Regions from separate parts of the Homo sapiens genome. Here region 1 is linked to region 2. Evidence: chromatin loops called from intact Hi-C (ENCODE). Cell type or tissue: PC-9. All regions are shown on one strand. Each heading gives the region's core, and the rest is flanking DNA. Links, peaks and the distances in the headings are about the cores only. Region 1 holds the start of LOC102724720 (a long non-coding RNA gene). Region 2 has its middle 20 kb from the start of RHOBTB3.

Region 1 (8,496 bases), core at 278-8,277, 120 kb before region 2:
CGCCCAGCCTCACATCAACACCTGCTGTGTGTTCTCCAAGCTTCTATGCTCCCCACAGTCTCCAGGCCAACACGTTTGGATGCCAAAATCCCCTGATCATGTTTAGGGCCCCTTCTCCTCCTGGGTCCCCCTTGTAGTATCCCAGATGCTGAAGTGGAGGCCTCGGAACCCTCACTTAGGCATTAGAGGGAGCATGGCTGGCACTAGCCTAAACAGCTGAGACCCTTTCGCCTTGGTAGCCAGACAGGATGCAGAGGGCAGCCACAGAGTACCACAGCAGGCTTTGGGGACGCTGGAGAGTGGTGGCCCAGGGTTACCACAGCTGTGCCTTATGTCCCCATCTCCTCAGCTGGCAGGGCCTGGACTCCCTCTTCCATGCTGTCCTCCCCTCATTGTGGAGATGGACCTATTCTCACTTCTCTTCTGTTCCTTCACCAGCTTCACTTGCTGTGAGGTCAAAGATTTCATTCCTGCTACTGAGACACGTGACTGATTACTCTTGGAGCAGTGAAGTCCTGGGAAGGACATGGGGATCAGTCAGGCTGGTTTAGATTAGCCTATGTGACTCCAGGTTGCCCTGTTGGTTCTATTGTAATGGACAGGCCTGGTCCCATGGTTGGCTCCAAACCTCCCCAGTCAGCATCCTCTGTGTCAGTGTTTCCAACCCTCATTGTAAAAAGCTACCTTTCCCAGATTTTTGATAGGGGATTCAGAAGACTGACTTGTTGCCACCGCCCCGCCCCACACCACCCCTTCCTCAGCTTGCCCTGTGCCTGAGTGTTTTCAGGAATCCAGTTAGAGCCAGGCAAGCAGGGCTCTTACCTTGAGCGGAAGGACCTCGGAGGCTGCGTCGTGAAGACTTTCCATCAGGGGCTGTTGTTTTGCCCTTTGAGACCAGCCGCTCTGGCAGCATCTTAGTGGGAGCCAAGAGTCAGATGTTCCTTCCCTGTGGGATGATGGTGTCATTGTCAGAAAGCGCCCTCCATTTCTGATCATCTGCTGCTTCTGTCACAAGCAGACTGGCTCTCCCCAGTGCCAACGCCTATTCCTGCATGTCAGCTATGGCACAGGGCCTGGGGACTGTCTCACGCTCCAGCACTTAGGCATCACCAGCCACACAAAGACAGCCTGTTTTCTTCCTTCCTCCCCACTGCCATGTCACTGCTGAAGGGCAAAGACCTTTTGAGATGGACTTTCAAGCTCAGTCTCTTCACAGTTCTCTGGTATTCCTCAAATCTGCAGAAGTAAGATACTTGGGTCTGCCATGACTACCAAATTCTCTGTCCCCTCTTTCCCAGTGTAGTCATGATTAGTAGACCTGGATGTGTCATTTCATGTTTGTGTTAACTCCTGTCTGGTTCTCCAGTTTCCTATGAAGGCCTCAAAGAGTTGATTACACACTTTTCATTTTTGGTGCTTACTGTTTCTCTTTATTTTCTTACATAAGTCATATAGGAATATATCCTGATTGTATAAGTTTCAAATAATATAGAAGTTTACAGAGCAAAGCTGAAAACCTGCACCATCCCGCTCCAGTTCACTCCTCCTCAAGGTCGCACTGCCCACGGCTGGCTGTGCCTCCTCCTACTACCCTGTCTAGGCACCCACGCTGCACAGCACATGCGTCTATGCATGTGTCATTTTTTTATTTTTCATTTTTTAGATGTAGATATTACTTTGCAAAGTAACAAATTTAGTATGTTTTTCACTTGGAAATGTTTCATGTTAGGATATACAGCTCTATCTCATTCATATATAACCATATACACACACATTATATAATGTTTTCATACCCTAGATTTTTATATTCATAAAAAAGAGATTATCCTATACACATGGTTCTGCACTTTGTTTTTTGTTTTTTTGTGAGTGGTTTTGTGTTTTTTTGTTTTTTTTGTTGTTTTTTGGGGTTTTTTTTTGAGATGGAGTCTCACTGTATCGCCCAGGCTGGAGTGCAGTGCTGTGATCTCAGTTCACTGTAACCTACACCTCCTGGATTCAAGCGATTCTCTTGCCTCAGCCTCCCAAGTAGCTGGGATTACAGGCACATGCCACCATACCCAGCTAAGTTTTGTGTTTTTAGTAGAGATGGGGTTTCACCATGTTGGCCAGGCTGATCTTGAACTCATGACCTCAAATGATCCACCCACCTCGGTCCCCCAAAGTGCTGGGATTACAGGCGTGAGCCACTGTGCCCAGCCTACTTTGATTTTAGACACAGAATACTCAGCACATACATGCCTTCCTTGGTTTTACCAACAATTGTGTCCTCTTTCATAATTTGGATGTGCCAAAAATATATTAGCCAGAAGCCCACTAGAGAACATTTTGTCACAAGTACACTTGTCATCTATCTGTGTGAGAGTCCTGTAATTGAACCTCATATTCTGTGGAGGAGTAATGAAATATGAGAGCCAAAAGTTATTACACAGGGAAAAAGTGCTGGATGGAAAGGAATGGCAGAGAGGATTCTTGGGTGAGGAAGGGCTAAGTGGCTGTTGTTTCCTCTTGATTCATTTCCAAAACTTTCTGGTGATGTGGGTCAATAGTTATTATTAGCTCAGAGTTTTACCTTTCAGTTTCAGCTTTAGTTTTACCTGAAGCCCTTTTGACAAGTCATTCCAAGTGACAGTTCCATCTACACATGAGCCCAGAGATTGTTTCTGGGTGGGACAAACTGTCCTTTCGAATTAGAGATGCTCTATCCCTAAGTGATTCATTTTCTTTGAGCATCTCAGCTCATGTTTAATTTCTTTGCAACTAGGTGTGTGAATACAGCTCTTACTTCTGTATAAGGCAGGTGTATACCCATACACCTGATATTAATAAACTATTGATTTCATGTTTTGTTGCATTGCTAAATTGACAGCCTAGGCAATTTGTTTTCCTCCAGAAGTACTGCCTCCCTAATTAAATAGACCTCATTTAATTGTGGGGTCATGTTAACCAAAATTATATTTCCCAAAACCTTGAAAGTATTTTTTAAAAAACTTTTATTTTTTGTTTCAGCATTCGACATTGCTACACAAATTGAGTCATGCAGCCCAGCAGCCACCGAGTGCCTACTGAATTTCCTGTCACCCAGAGCCTGAATTTCCTGTCACTGGGCATAACGTTTTAAAAATATTATTGTTTTTTTAAACCCTGGCACTGAACCAGTTTTTATTCTTCATCTTGACTTAATGCCTCTCCATTCTCTTCTCTCATCTTCTTCTCCTGGCTCCACTCACCTCCTCTGTAGCCAGGAGCCCACAGTTGGCTATTTCGGCCGTGTGTCCAGAGTCTGGAATCCCTCGTCCCCTTGGGCTTGCACTGTGGCCAGTTAGCTTGCCCATCCTCAGCCTCGGCACCCTCCTTGTTTGTCCCCTCCCTTCCCGGTGCACCCTCCAAAGGTGCACCCCTCTTCTCTGAGGTCAGCCCCACTGCCTGGCCCTCTGTCCCCTCCTCCAGTGCTGTTGGTGACTTTGCTCCATCAAGCATCGTCTTTCTCTCTCTCTGTCTCTCTCTCTCATATTCTCCCCCCTCAACTAGTTGCTTCCTCTCTGCAAAAGGAAAAAAATAAAACAAACATAGTCGAGTTTCCCTTAAATGAAAGATGCTTTTTCTCAATCCTGCTATTCCCTCAAGCTGTTATTGTATCTCATACCCTTCTGCCACAGTTCTTTAAAGTCTAGTCCAAACGGGTTTCTCCAACTCCCTACATCCCAGTACCTACTTTAAATAAATAAAAAGATTAAACATACAAGTGAAAGTGCATATGGTAAATATTCAATGAAGAAAGATGGAAAATAAAAAGCCCCTTCCCCATCTGACTGATGGGGAAATTATTAATTAATTAATTGAGTCATCAGTCCCGTTTTAGAAAAAATAATATATATTGATTTTATATATTGTATTGTGTATATGTATAACATATATATATTGTACACATACCCACACCTGCAAATATATATGTAATCTTCTAAATTTTACACATATGGAATCATACGGTGGTCTGACCTTTTTAAAAAAATTTGATAACATATCCTAGCACAAGAATCCAAAAATAGGGGTTGCCCCTGGTGAGAGGATCTGAACTGTTGAGGGATGAGGTAAAAGTGCAACTTCCTGGAGGCGGCGGCGAGGCAGTCACTGGGCCGGGGTCCTGGGCCGCCGCGCTGCGCTCTCTGGCGGCTCCTCACAGCTCTGCTCCAGGCTCCCGTGCAGGCAGCAGTGGGACATGGCGAACTTGGGCTGCAGGGACGTCCCGGGCCCGGATGAGGACATTTTTCTGTACTTCGCCTACGGTAGCAACCGGCTGACGAGAGTATCCACCTCCGAAACCCCTCGGCGGCGGGCTTCTGTGTGGCCCGCATGCAGATCCAGACCGTCCTGGCCAACATGGTGAAACCCCGTCTCTACTAAAAATACAAAACAGCTGGGCGTCGTGGCGGGCGCCTGTAGTCCCAGCCACCCAGGAGGCTGAGGCAGGAGAATTGCTTGAACCCGGAAGGCGGAGCTTGCAGTGAGCCGAGATTGCGCCACTGCACTCCAGCCTGGCGACAGAGCGAGACTCCGTCTCAAAAAAGAAAAAAAAAAAAAAGGAACATATGTTGTAATAGAAGTTAAAGTTTCAACTCAAGAAGGAAGAGAAATAACCTGTCAAAGATATCTGATGACAAATTACGAAAGTGCTCCTCCGTCTTCACAGTATAAAAAGATTATTTGCATGGGTGCAAAAATAAAAATGGTTTGCCGCTGGAGTATCAAGAGAAGTTAAAAGCAATAGAACCAAATGACTATACAGGAAAGGTCTCAGAAGAAATTGAAGACATCATCAAAAAGGGAGAAACACAAACTCTTTAGAACATAACAGAATATATCTAAGGATATTCTATGTGCTAATATAAAATATTTTTTAACACTTGAGAACAGGGATCTGGAGGATCTCCATGTTTGATCCATTTTCAACAGTGCTCTGAAGGAATATCGCACTTGGGTGACTCCTTGTTTTCAGACTATAAAAATAGACCGGGTTAGGAGTTAGACAGTTTAAAAGGGGGATATGGGGCCCTGAAGTGTGTGACAAATGAATGTGAGTACCCCTTATGCAAACACTGAAAGCTCTTCTCTTGACTTGATCTTAAGTGTCTCCTTGCTTTGGTAAAGGATAGATTTGTAGCTCGCTTGATGATGGTGCTGGTGAATTGCTCTGCTCTGAGATTTTAAAAAATCAGATTAATGAGAGTAATCTGCAGATAATTGATGATAACATTTTGAAAACTGGAAAGATGGTATACTGTTTTTAGAGGAATAAACATATTTGTGGTTTTTAAAAAAAAGAGCAACTTCCTTTGCACTGTATACCCTTTTGTATTATTAGGATTTTATACTATGTTTATATGTTGCCTATTTAATAAATCGCTTAAAGTTATATATCTTGAATATCTTTCCATATTAGCATGTACAGACAGAACTCATGATTTTATGGATACGGGCAGACTATCTCTGGAAGGATACAGAAGAAATGAGGAAAAGCCTCTTGAGGAATGACTTGCAGACTGACCCCAGGTCAGGTATACTTCCGGCATACCTTTTGTGCTGGTTTTTGTTTGCTTGTTATCACATACAAATATTACACAAAATAGGCTTCAAAAGAACTAGTTATATAGATGTACCATGATTTGTAGAATTAGTTCCTTATTCATGGATATTTAGGCCATTCTCAAGTTTTAAAGTTACTATTATTATTATCATTATTACAAACAGTGTCACAGGGAGAATCCTGTACATATATCTGTAATACCGTGGTGATGTTTCTTCTCTCCCTGTCCCACACCCCTTTCCTCTGTTATTATCTGTACACAGATCTCGTGATGGCGCTTTCCGACTACTCATCCTTGAATGAAGTGATTTTTCCTTTGCACGCAGTCTGGTGGGGAAGGCCAGGGTCAGGTTCCACTTTCTGGAATGTTCTCATGACCCAGGAAGTGGTTAAGAGACTCCTTTAGGCAGAGGACAGGCAGGTGGAGGGCTGTGTGCATCCCAGTGTCTCTTCTGTCTCCTGCCACCCGGATAGGCCAATTCTAGCATGCAACTTGTCTGTGAGTATCCTCATTTATCCTCACTTCCTCTGCCCCTCAGGACCAAACTGTGTGCAAAGTAGCGTCCATCACCCCGGCACCCATTCCTTCTGGGGCAAATAATAGATATGAGTTTTGCACCTCAGTGTGAACCTGTTACCTTAAAGAGATAAATTTGGTTGATTTTTTCTGAGATATAAGGGTCCTGTCTCCATTCTTCCATCCTCCCTGTTCCCTCTCACTGCTTTGGCATGCCTTCTGCCTATTTTGTGTAATATTTGCATGTGATAACAAGCAAACAAAAACTAGCACAAAAAATATGCAGGAAGTATACCTGGCCTGGGGTCAGTCTGCAAGTCATTCTTCAAGAGGCATTTCCTCATTTCTTCTCTATCCTTCCAGAGATAGTCTGCCCATATCACATATATGGAGCTGTGGGAAACTAACCTAAAATGTGGGGCAGTGGGGGGTGGGGTTTAACTGATCACAACTTACAACTGTGCTCTGTCCAATCTCCCATCCCTATGAGGGAGGCAGAAATGGAGGGGTCCCATAGCTTTCTTCTCACTTTTAGCTGTTAAAAATTCTGGTCTAATCGAGTGTAAAATTACAATCATATCTATTCAAACCACCCACCCCCATCATGACCTGGGGGCACCTGCAGTGGGCAGAGGGCATATCTGTCTTTTACTCCTGTCCCTTCACTTTTCCTCTTGGAGTAGAGAGGGATGGGTCATGATCAGGTTCAATGACAGCTCCTGCCCCTCCTTTATCAAAGTTGGGGACTGGGAGAGGCAATGGAGAGGGAGGGTAACTGTTTCCTTACTGAACTTCCTATGTTATGGTTCTTTCTCTGTGAATGCTCATGGCCTCACTGGCCAACACTAACCATCTTAATAGCTGGCACCCTAAAACAGGCTCTTTGAGGCTGCCAGGTAAGTTCTTCAAAGAGGCTCTCTCACATACATGGCTTCCCCAATGTGGCAGATCAAGCTGCAGGTTGACCTCCTCCAGCCCCTTCAGCCTCTGCCTCTGTGTACACCCCACAGCCTCTTATGCTGGGCTCTCCTTGCCCAGTGATAGGAAACAAGACAACTCAAGGCTGTCACCTTCCATGTGCACTTGCCCATGGGAGACTCACATGTCCCTTTCAAGCCAGACTCTGCAATTTCTCCCAAGGCTCTTTGCCCCTGCTCAGCAGGCACAGGGCAGATCAATGCATCAACTATACCTAAGCAGCTGACCAACTGGTAAATGAGGCACCAGCCTCCTCTTCTTGCAAGTAAACTCCAATCTTTAATGATGTTTCTCTTGGGACCCATTTCATGTGGCTTGCAGGGGGGCGTGGTGGGAAAGGAAAAACTCCAACACTCCTTACTAGGCCAACTAGGGTGGGAAGGTGGGGAGTATGTGCTGATAGCTGTAAGGTCAGTTGTTTCATCTTTAAGAAAGCCCTAGAAAGGAATTCTGGCCTGTTGTTGGTGGCTTTCTATACAAGGTGCATTATTTATCCTTCATAATCCTCAGCTTTCCCCTTCCAACTCTACTCTAACAAACAAGAAAGTCCCACTCAATATACCATTTTTTTAAACATAAATGGTAGCTAGCATACTGATGCCACTGTGCTGCATCTTAATATCTTAGAGATTATTTCATATCAACTGACTTAATTCTGCCTCTTTAAAAAAAATTTTTAAGTATTTCATTATATTGATATATTTCTAAATTAGTGCCCCTTTAAGGAGTATTTAAGTTGAACACTTGTCAATGTTTTATTTTTTTATTTACAACAAAAAGATATCCAGTACATAGATTGTTTGGGGGTTGGATGTGTATAGACAAAAAGAATTATCCAGATAAAAGTTAGACTAGGAATAAGATAACAGGAATGTCTCATTTTAGTTGTGGGGCGAGTTTATGACAGGCCTAGTTAAGCTTTGCTGAGCCTCTATCAGCTGTGTGGAGTAAGCCTAGCTTAGGATGGAGCTGGTGCTCAGATAGACCAGCAGCTGGTAGAAACATCACGAATAGATTTCAAGCAGAAATGTGCTCAGGTGTGTTTTCAGAAAAGCCTTGCCATGTGAATTTAAATTCACTTCTGTTTGGGACCACTCTTTTTCTTTCTCACAAGCAAGGCTGTGATTCTATCTCATATGATGTCATGTACACAGGTGCTGCCTCTCCCTGATCCTGGATCTGAGATCCTGAACGACACTATGACATGTTCCCTCTTACTTGAAAGTTGTGTGTGCCTTGGGTGCAGGCACTCAGTTTCCCTGAGGAGTGGGCTCCTGCTCCATGAGGGACACTCAGCATTCTTTTCATAGATGTGAATTCCTGCCTGTTCCATGGAGGGGTTCAAGGGAAGGCTGGACAAGTGCCCAGTGGGAAAAATGCCATGGCATGGAGGCAAGCTCACGAGGGGGTTAGAATA
Region 2 (8,496 bases), core at 9-8,008:
AGTTTCTTTGTTTTGCTGAACTGAAGTTCTTTAGTTTAATGAAATCAAATTTATCAATATTTTCCTTTATAAGTAGGACTTTTTCTGTCTTGTTAAAGAAATTCTTCCCTACCCTGAGATCATAAAATTTTTTCTATATTATTTTTAGTAGTGTTATATTTTGCCTCTCACATGTAGGTATTTAATCTACCTGCAAGTAATTTTTATACATAACACAAAACAGGAAAACAATTTTCTTTTTCTCCACATGGATATTCTATTGTTTGAATTTCATTTTTTGAAAAGAGTTTCCTTTCCCTGTTGCTCTGCAGTGTCATCTACTTCATGTGTTAAGTGTCTGTGCTTTTCTATTCGTCTACTTGGTTATCCTGTCAATACTATGCTGCCTTAATTATTTCACCTTTGAAAAATATGTCTTGTCTTGGCCCTTTGCAATCTTACATAATTTTTTTTTTTTTTTTTGAGATGGAATCTCTCTCTGTCCCCAGGCTGGAGTGCAGTGGCATGATCTCAGCTCACTGTCACCTCTGCCTCCCGGGTTCATGCCATTCTCCTGCCTCAGCCTCCCGAATAGCTGGGACTACAGGCATGCACCACCACGCCCAGCTAATTTTTGTATTTTCAGTAGAGATGGGGTTTCACCATGTTGGCCAGGGTGGTCTTGATCTCCTGACCTCGTGAACTGCCCGCCTTGGCCTCCCAAAGTGCTGGGATTACAGGTATTAGCCACCACACCCGGCCACAATCTTACATAAATTTTATAATCAGACTGTCAAGTTACACAAAGAAAAGAAGTTAAGATTTTAATTGGGATTGCATTAAGTCTATGAATTAATATGGGATTCAGTTTTCCAATTTATGAACATAGTATATATCTCTTCACTTATTTAAGTCTTCTTTAATGTTCTTCAATAATGTTTTATTCCTACATACTGGATATTTTTAGATGTTATTATAAAGGGAATATGAAGGGAATCCATTTCCTATTTCATCATCTACCTCTTTCTTATTGGTGTATAAAAATACAGTGATTTTTTTTTTTTTTTTTGAAATTGATTTGCCCTCATAACTCTGCTAAGTCCCATTATTAATTCTAATAATTAAGACAAACTTCCTCAAAGTTTGTTAAAAATGATTCTCTCTTTCTTAAATGCCATTCATTTCTCAACTCACTACAAACAAATTTTCTTCCTCCACCACTCCGGTCACACTGCTGTTTCAAGGTCACCAACAGCCTTCAAATTGCCCAATCCGAAGGACACTCCTTAGCTTTCTCAAGAGCTTGCAGACCTTTCCCCCTTTTTGAAATGCCATCTTTTTTTCCTTCTATTGCAAAACACTTTTGTTTTTTCAACTTCTCTGCTACAGGATTACTTGTTCAGTCAGTCTCCTACATGTTGATGTTTCTTCGGGTTCTGTCCTAGACTCTTTTCTCTCCTCTTGCTATACATTGTTCCTCCTGGAGCCCTTTCATCTGCTCTCATGGCTTCAGTGATTGCTCCTACATTGATGACTCTCAGATTTCAAATTATCAGATCCCATATTACTCTCTTGAGCCTCGAGCCTGTATATCCAATTGCCTAGTCATCCCCAGTTGATCCTTCCCCAGCAAGCTTAATAATAAAAATTAGCTAACTTTGTCTAAAAATAATATATTTATGCAAACTCAGCATGTATGGAATTTATATTACCCAAGGCAAATATAAAAGAAAAATAAAATAGAGATATAAAAAATTAGGGAAAAGGGATAAAATCATCATTTTCAGATGATATGATTGTATGCCTGGAAGTCCCAAGAGACTTTAAAGTCAAAATATTAAACAAATATTAATAAAGGTATACTTTGCATACAAAATTATATATATATATGCACATGTGTATTTGTGTGCATATAAAACAATAAATATTGTTGAAGGTTTGGATAATGTATTCAGAGTTTCTGTTTAGAAGATAAGATTGAGAAGAGGAGAAATTGTCCTCTTTTCTAGTTACTGAAGAAAAAAAAACATTGGAATTTAAGAATTTACTTAAATGATGAAAGGAATGAGAAGGGAGAGAAACAACTTAATTTACCTGTCTGATGTAAAGGAGATCTACCTTAGATTATCTACTGGTGTGTTAGTCTCTTCTCACACACTATAAAGACATACCTGCGACTAGGTAATTTATAAAGAAAAGAGATTTAATGGCTCACAATTCTGCAGGCTGTACAGGATTCTGCTTCTGGGGAGGCCTCAGGAAATTTCCAATCATGGCAGAAGGTGAAAAGGAAGGAGGCACGTCTCCACCCATTTGTGGCTGGAGCAGGAGGAAGGGAGGGAAGGGGGAGGTGCTACACACTTTTAACCAACCAGATCTCCTGAGAACTCACTCACTGTCACAAGATCAGCAAGGGGGAAATCCACCGCCATGATCCAATCACCTCCCACCGGGCCCCTCCTCCAACACTGGGAATTACAATTCGACATGAGATTTGGGTGGGGACACAAATCCAAACCATATCAACTGGGCAGTTCCTCTAGGAAGTAAGTGAATCCACTCCTTATTCAGGAAGACTTCATAGCTTGATGGACTCAAGTGGGCCATTAAAGGATCTGTTACAAACCAGTCTAAAAAAAGGTCTGGGACATGGGTTTTTGTTTTTGCTGGGAGTGGGAGAATCAACAGGAAAACCAACTAAAACAAATTGAAAAATTAAGTAAATTGTCTGGGAACAAATGTATGCATGCATAATCTATATATGTAAACAACACCCACTTGCAAACTTAATAGGAGAATATATTTCACTTACAGTAATAACAAAAAGGATAAAATCTCTTGGAATGCAGCTAACAGGAAATGCATGAGATCTATATGAAGAAAACTTTAAACATTGATAAAAAAAGCAATTAAAAAAACTGAACATGGAAAAGGCATTCCCTGTTTGTTCTAGTTACTATTAAGATAACAAATAAAATTATCCTAAAGTTTAGGGGCTTAAAACAGCCATTTCATTTTACTGACAAATTCTGTGGGTCAGAGGTTAGACAGAACACAATAGGAATGGCTTTTATCGGCTCCATGATGTCTGGGGCCTCAGGTGGGAAAACTCAAATGACTTGTGGTGATTCAACATCTTCAAGTGGCCCAGTGACTCAGGCTGGAATCATCCTGAGGCACCTTCACTTTCTTGTCTGACAGTTGATGCTTGCGGTTGGCTAGGACTTCAGCTGGGGCTGATAACCAGATGCCCTACACACACCCTGCCCTTGCATTCCTCACAGCATAGAGGCCTCAGGGTAGTTGGACATCTTACATGGTGGCTCAGGGGGTACAGAAGTGAGTGTGCCAGTGAACAAGGAGAAAGTTGCATCACTTTTTACAACCTAGTCTTAGAATTCACACAGTGTCACTTCAGCTGCATTCTACCAGTTACAACTCAGAGACAAGATGGCTCAGGTTAAAGGGGCGAGGACATAGACCCCATTTCTTAATGAGAGGAGTATCAAGGCCACATTGTGGGATAGGAAATATTGTTGCAGCATCTTTGGAAAACGTAATCTGACATGCATGTTCTTGGATGAAACAGCTTGCCATCATTTGAATCTCAATTTTTTATTAGTTAATATATAAATCTTATGTGAATGTCCCCACGCCCAACTTACATGTAATTGTTGTCCAGTACTTTAGCATTCTTTTTTTTAACTGTAAAACTTAGTCATTTATGGAGTCCCGGCCTTGCAAGGGTTGGAGCCCCCTCCAGTGCATGCTGAAAAATTTTTCTCTTGGTTTCTCAGAGGATTATGGAGTCCGCCTTAAGAAAGGCAAGCTCCGGACACTCTGTAAAGTAGAATGGCCCAAGTTTGGAGTTGGGTGGCCCTCTGAAGGGTCATTGAATCCTACAATTGTTCAAGCCGTGTGGCGGGTTGTTACCCAAGCTCCCGGCTATCCTAATCAGGTTCCCTGTAAAAATCAATGGTTAAGTTTGGTCAGGAATCCTCCTCCATGGCTCCGTTCATGCGCCATTCACAATTCCACCTCCAAAGTCCTCCTGAGCCAGGCCGCGTTTTCGCCTCAACCCTCTGCCGGTTCGGCTCCCCCTGTACTGCCTCCCTCTGAAGAAGAGGAGAGTCTCCCTCACCCAGTCCCACCGCCTTACAACCAACTTGCTCCCTTAGGGTCGTCCCATATCTCCTTGACGACGTCCCCTGTGGGCTCGCCACCCATTGCCTCTCGACTGCGGCCGCGGCGGGAGGAAGCAGCCCCTCTACTACCACTGAGAGAGGCACAAGTCCCTCCGGGTGATGAGCGCTCAGCCCCCTTCTTGGTTTATGTCCCTTTTTCTACTTCTGACTTGTATAATTGGAAAACCCAAAATCCTGCCTTCTCTGAAAAGCCCCAGGCTTTGACCTCACTGTTGGAGTCCATACTCCAGACCCATCGGCCCACCTGGGATGACTGCCAACCGCTCCTTTTAACTCTCTTTACCTCTGAGGAGAGGGAGCGTATCTGGAGAGAGGCCAGAAAGCACTTCCTTGCATCAGCCAATAGACCGGAGGAGGAAGCTAGAGACCTCCTTGAGAAGGTCTTTTCCTCTACCCGGCCTAACTGGGACCCAAATTCCTCAAGTGGAACGAGAACTTTGGACGATTTTCACTGGTATCTCCTCACGGGTATTAAGGGAGCCGCTCGGAAACCCATAAACTTGTCTAAGGCGACTGAAGTCATCCAGGGGCCCGATGAGTCACCAGGAGCGTTTTTAGAGCACCTCCGGGAGGCTTATCGGATTTACACCCCTTTTGACCCGGCGGCCCCCGAAAATAGCCGTGCTCTTAATTTGGCATTTGTGGCTCAGGCAGCCCCAGATATTAAAAGAAAACTCCAAAAACTGGAGGGATTTGCTGGAATGAATATCAGTCAGCTTTTAGAAATAGCCCAAAAGGTTTTTGACAACCAAGAGTTTGAAAAACAAAAACAAGCAACACAGGCAGCTGAAAAGGCTGCTGATAAAGCATTCAAAGGACAAACAAAAATCTTAGTGGCGGCTATCCAAGAGGTACAGAATGAAATGGCCCGTTAATTTGGACAGACACAGAAGAACAGGCTTTTCGAAACCTGAAAAAGGCATTAACTGAAGCCTCTGCTTTAGCCCTCCCTAATATCTCAAAGCCGTTTCACCTGTTTGTCCATGAAAGCCAGGGAGTTGCTAAAGGGGTGCTTACTCAGACTTTAGGACCCTGGAGACGCCCAGTGGCCTATTTATCTAAGAGACTGGATCCCGTGGCCTCTGGATGGCCAAGTTGCCTGCGAGCAGTAGCAGCTACAGCAAGCCTAGTCCAAGAGGCTGATAAGTTAACTCTGGGCCAAAATTTAACCCTTACAACTCCTCATGCCATAGAGACTTTACTTCAAAGTGCTTCTGGCAAATGGATGTCAAATGCTCGCATCCTGCAGTATCAGTTTACTGTTAGATCAGCCTCGTTTGACTTTCTCTCCCACATGGTGTTTGAATCCAGCTACTATCCATGACTGTCAGGAACTGTTAGAAACTACCGAAACTGGCCCACCCAATCTTCAAGATATGCCCCTAGAGAAGGTGGACGCCACTGTGTTCACAGACAGTAGCAGCTTTCTCGAGCAGGGAGTATGAAAGGCCGGTGCAGCTGTTACCATGGAGACAGATGTGCCGTGGGCTCAGGCTTTACAAGCAAACACCTCAGCGCAAAAAGCTGAATTGATGGCCCTCACTCAGGCTCTCCGATGGGGTAAGGATAAACGTATTAACGTTTACACTGACAGCAGGTACACCTTTGCTACTGTGCATGTACATGGAGCCATCTACCAGGAGCGCAGGCTACTCACCTCAGCAGGAAAGGCTATCAAAAACAAAGAAGAATCCCCCATCTTCAAAGCCTAACAGATCAAGCAGCTCTCCAGTGCACAACCTGCGCCCAGGTAAATGCCAAGCAAGGTCCTAAACCCAGCCCAGGCCACTGTCTCCGAAAAAACTTGCCAGAAGAAAAGTGTGAAATTGACTTTACAGAAGTAAAACCACACCGGGCTGGGTACAAATACCTTCTAGTACTAGTAGACACCTTCTCTGGATGGACTGAAGCATTTGCTACCAAAAACGAAACTGCCAATACGGTAGTTAAGTTCTTATTTAATGAAATCATCCCTTGATACGGGCTGCCTGCTGCCATAGGGTCTGATAATGGACCTGCCTTCACCTCGTCCATAGCTCGGTGGGTCAGTAAGACGTTAAACATTCAGTGGAAGTTCCATTGTGCCTATTGACCCCAGAGCTCTGGGCAGGTAGAATGCATGAACTGCACCCTAAAAAACACTTTTACAAAATTAATTTTAAAAACCGGTGAAAATTGGGTGAGTCTCCTTCCTTTAGCCCTACTTAAGAGTAAGGTGCACCCCTTATCAGGCTGGGTCATCGCCTTTTGAAATTATGTATGGGCAGGCGCCACCTATCTTGCCTAAGCTAAGAGATGCCCATTTGGCAGAAATATCACAAGCTAATTTATTGCAGTGCCTACAGTCTCTCCAAGAGGTACAAGATATTATTCTGCCACTTGTTCGAGGAGCCCATCCCAATCCAATTCCTGAACAGATGGGGCCCTGCCATTCATTCCAGCCAGGAGACCTAGTGTTTATTAAAAAGTTCCAGAGAGAAGGACTCACTCCTGCTTGGAAGGGACCTCACACCGTCATCCTCACGATGCCAACGGCTCTGAAGGCGGATTGAATTCCTGCTTGGATTCATCACTCCCACATCAAAAAGGCCAACAGAGCCCAACTAGAAACATGGGTCCCCAAGGCTGGATCAGGCCCCTTAAAACTGCGCCTAAGTCGGGTGAAACTGTTAGATTAATTCTTTTTATTTACTTCTCTTGTTTGTTTTCACCTATTATGTCCTCCGTGCCTTCCTACTCCTTCCTCCTCACCTCTTTCACAACAGGACGTGTATTCGTCAACACTACTTGGAGGGCCGGTACTTCCAAGGAAGTCACCTTTGCAGTCGATCTATGTGCACTGTTCTCAGAGCCAGCTCGCACCCATGAAGAACAACACAACTTACCGGTCATAGGAGCAGAAAGTGTCAACCTTGCAGCAGGATTTGGACACTCTGGGAGCCAAACTGGATGTGGAAGCTCCAAAGGTACAGAAAAAGAACTCCAAAATGTTGACTTTTACCTCTGTCCTGGGAATCACCCTGACGCTAGCTGTCGAGATACTTATCAGTTTTTCTGCCCTGATTGGACATTTGTAACTTTAGCCACCTACTTTGGGGGATCAACCAGATCTTCATTCTATAACTCGTGCTCCTTGTCCTAAATTATGTACTAGAAAAAATTGTAATCCTCTTACTATAACTGTCCATGACCCTAATTCAACTCAATAATATTATGGCATGTCATGGGAATTAAGATTTCATATCCCAGGATTTAATGTTGGCACTATGTTCACCATCCAAAAAAAAAATCCTGGTCTCATGGAGCCCATGCAAGCCAATCCGGCCTTTGACTGCTCTAGGTGACCCTATGTTCCAGAAACCCCCTGACAAAGTTGATTTAACTGTTCCTCCACCATTCTTAGTCATAAAAGATACACTCCAAAAGTTCGAGAAAATCTAGATAGGCACCAACAGGAACGAGAAAATAACATCCCCTGGTATCAAAACATGTTCAACTGGAACCCCTGGCTAACTACTTTAATCAGAGTTAGCTGGACCTCTCCTCATCATACTATTAACTTTAATTTTTGGGCCTTGTATATTAAATTGGTTTCTTAATTTTGTAAAACAATGCATAGCTTCTGTCAAACTTATGTATCTTAAGACTCAATATAACCCCCTTGTTATAACTGAGGAATCAACGATTTGATTCCCCAAAAACACAAGTGGGGAATGTAATGCCCAACCTGGTTTTTACTAACTCTGTTTTTAGACTCTCCCTTTTCCTTTAATCACCTAGCCTTCTTTCCACCTGAATTGACTCTCCCTTAGCTAAGAGAGCCAGACAGACTCCATCTTGGCTCTTTCACTGGCAGCTCCCTCCTCAAGGACTTAACTTGTGCAAGCTGACTCCCAGCACGTCCAAGAATGCAATTAACTGATAAGATACTGTGGCAAGCTATATCAGCAGTTCCCAGGAATTCATCTGATTGATAACGCCCAAAGCCCCGGGTCTATCACCTTGTAATAGTCTTAAAGCCCCTGCACCTGGAACGGTTTACGTTCCTGTAACCATTTATCCTTTTAACTTTTTGACTACTTTACTTCTGTAAAATTGTTTTAACTAGGCCCCCCGCCTTCCTAAACCAAGGTATAAAAGTTAATCAAGCCCCTTCCTCGGGGCCGAGAGAATTTTGAGCATTAGCCGTCTCTCGGTCGCCGGCTAATAAAGGACTCTTAATTCGTCTCAGTGTGGCATTTTTCTAACTCGCTCGGGTACAACAATTATTCTTGTTCTAAAGGTCCATGTCTGTTTTAACTAATCCATGTGT

The links. A loop is a pair of places that touch in the nucleus more often than their neighbours do. Peaks named below come from ENCODE experiments on the same cell type or tissue, not always from the same donor. Only the 100,000 strongest peaks of a DNase experiment are listed, where the experiment ranks them.
Region 1: it touches region 2 in a loop (5-fold over the local background); 2 of 110 quality-filtered maps call a loop at or near these places.

The regions. Positions count from the first base shown.
Region 1 is chr5:95,830,770-95,839,265 of GRCh38, reverse strand. LOC124901029 (a long non-coding RNA gene) reads left to right here. Exons shown (of 3, transcript XR_007058876.1): 2 at 5,441-5,555. LOC102724720 (a long non-coding RNA gene) reads right to left here and starts at 4,439. Exons shown (of 3, transcript NR_157807.1): 1 at 4,000-4,439; 2 at 823-946. It also overlaps the pseudogene GGCTP1. RefSeq lists enhancers at 4,300-4,349, 4,470-4,579. In PC-9, for the core only: a CTCF peak has its summit at 4,171; DNase peaks (open chromatin) are centred at 2,555, 4,205, 4,595 and 6,385; H3K4me3 peaks cover 1,912 bases; H3K27ac peaks cover 2,452 bases.
Region 2 is chr5:95,707,289-95,715,784 of GRCh38, reverse strand. It overlaps a transcript of SPATA9 not described here. Among named protein-coding and RNA genes, the nearest start is that of RHOBTB3, 20 kb to the left of the region's middle. In PC-9, for the core only: no CTCF peak of the experiment used is centred there; DNase peaks (open chromatin) are centred at 3,204, 4,674 and 5,224; H3K4me3 peaks cover 843 bases; H3K27ac peaks cover 3,489 bases.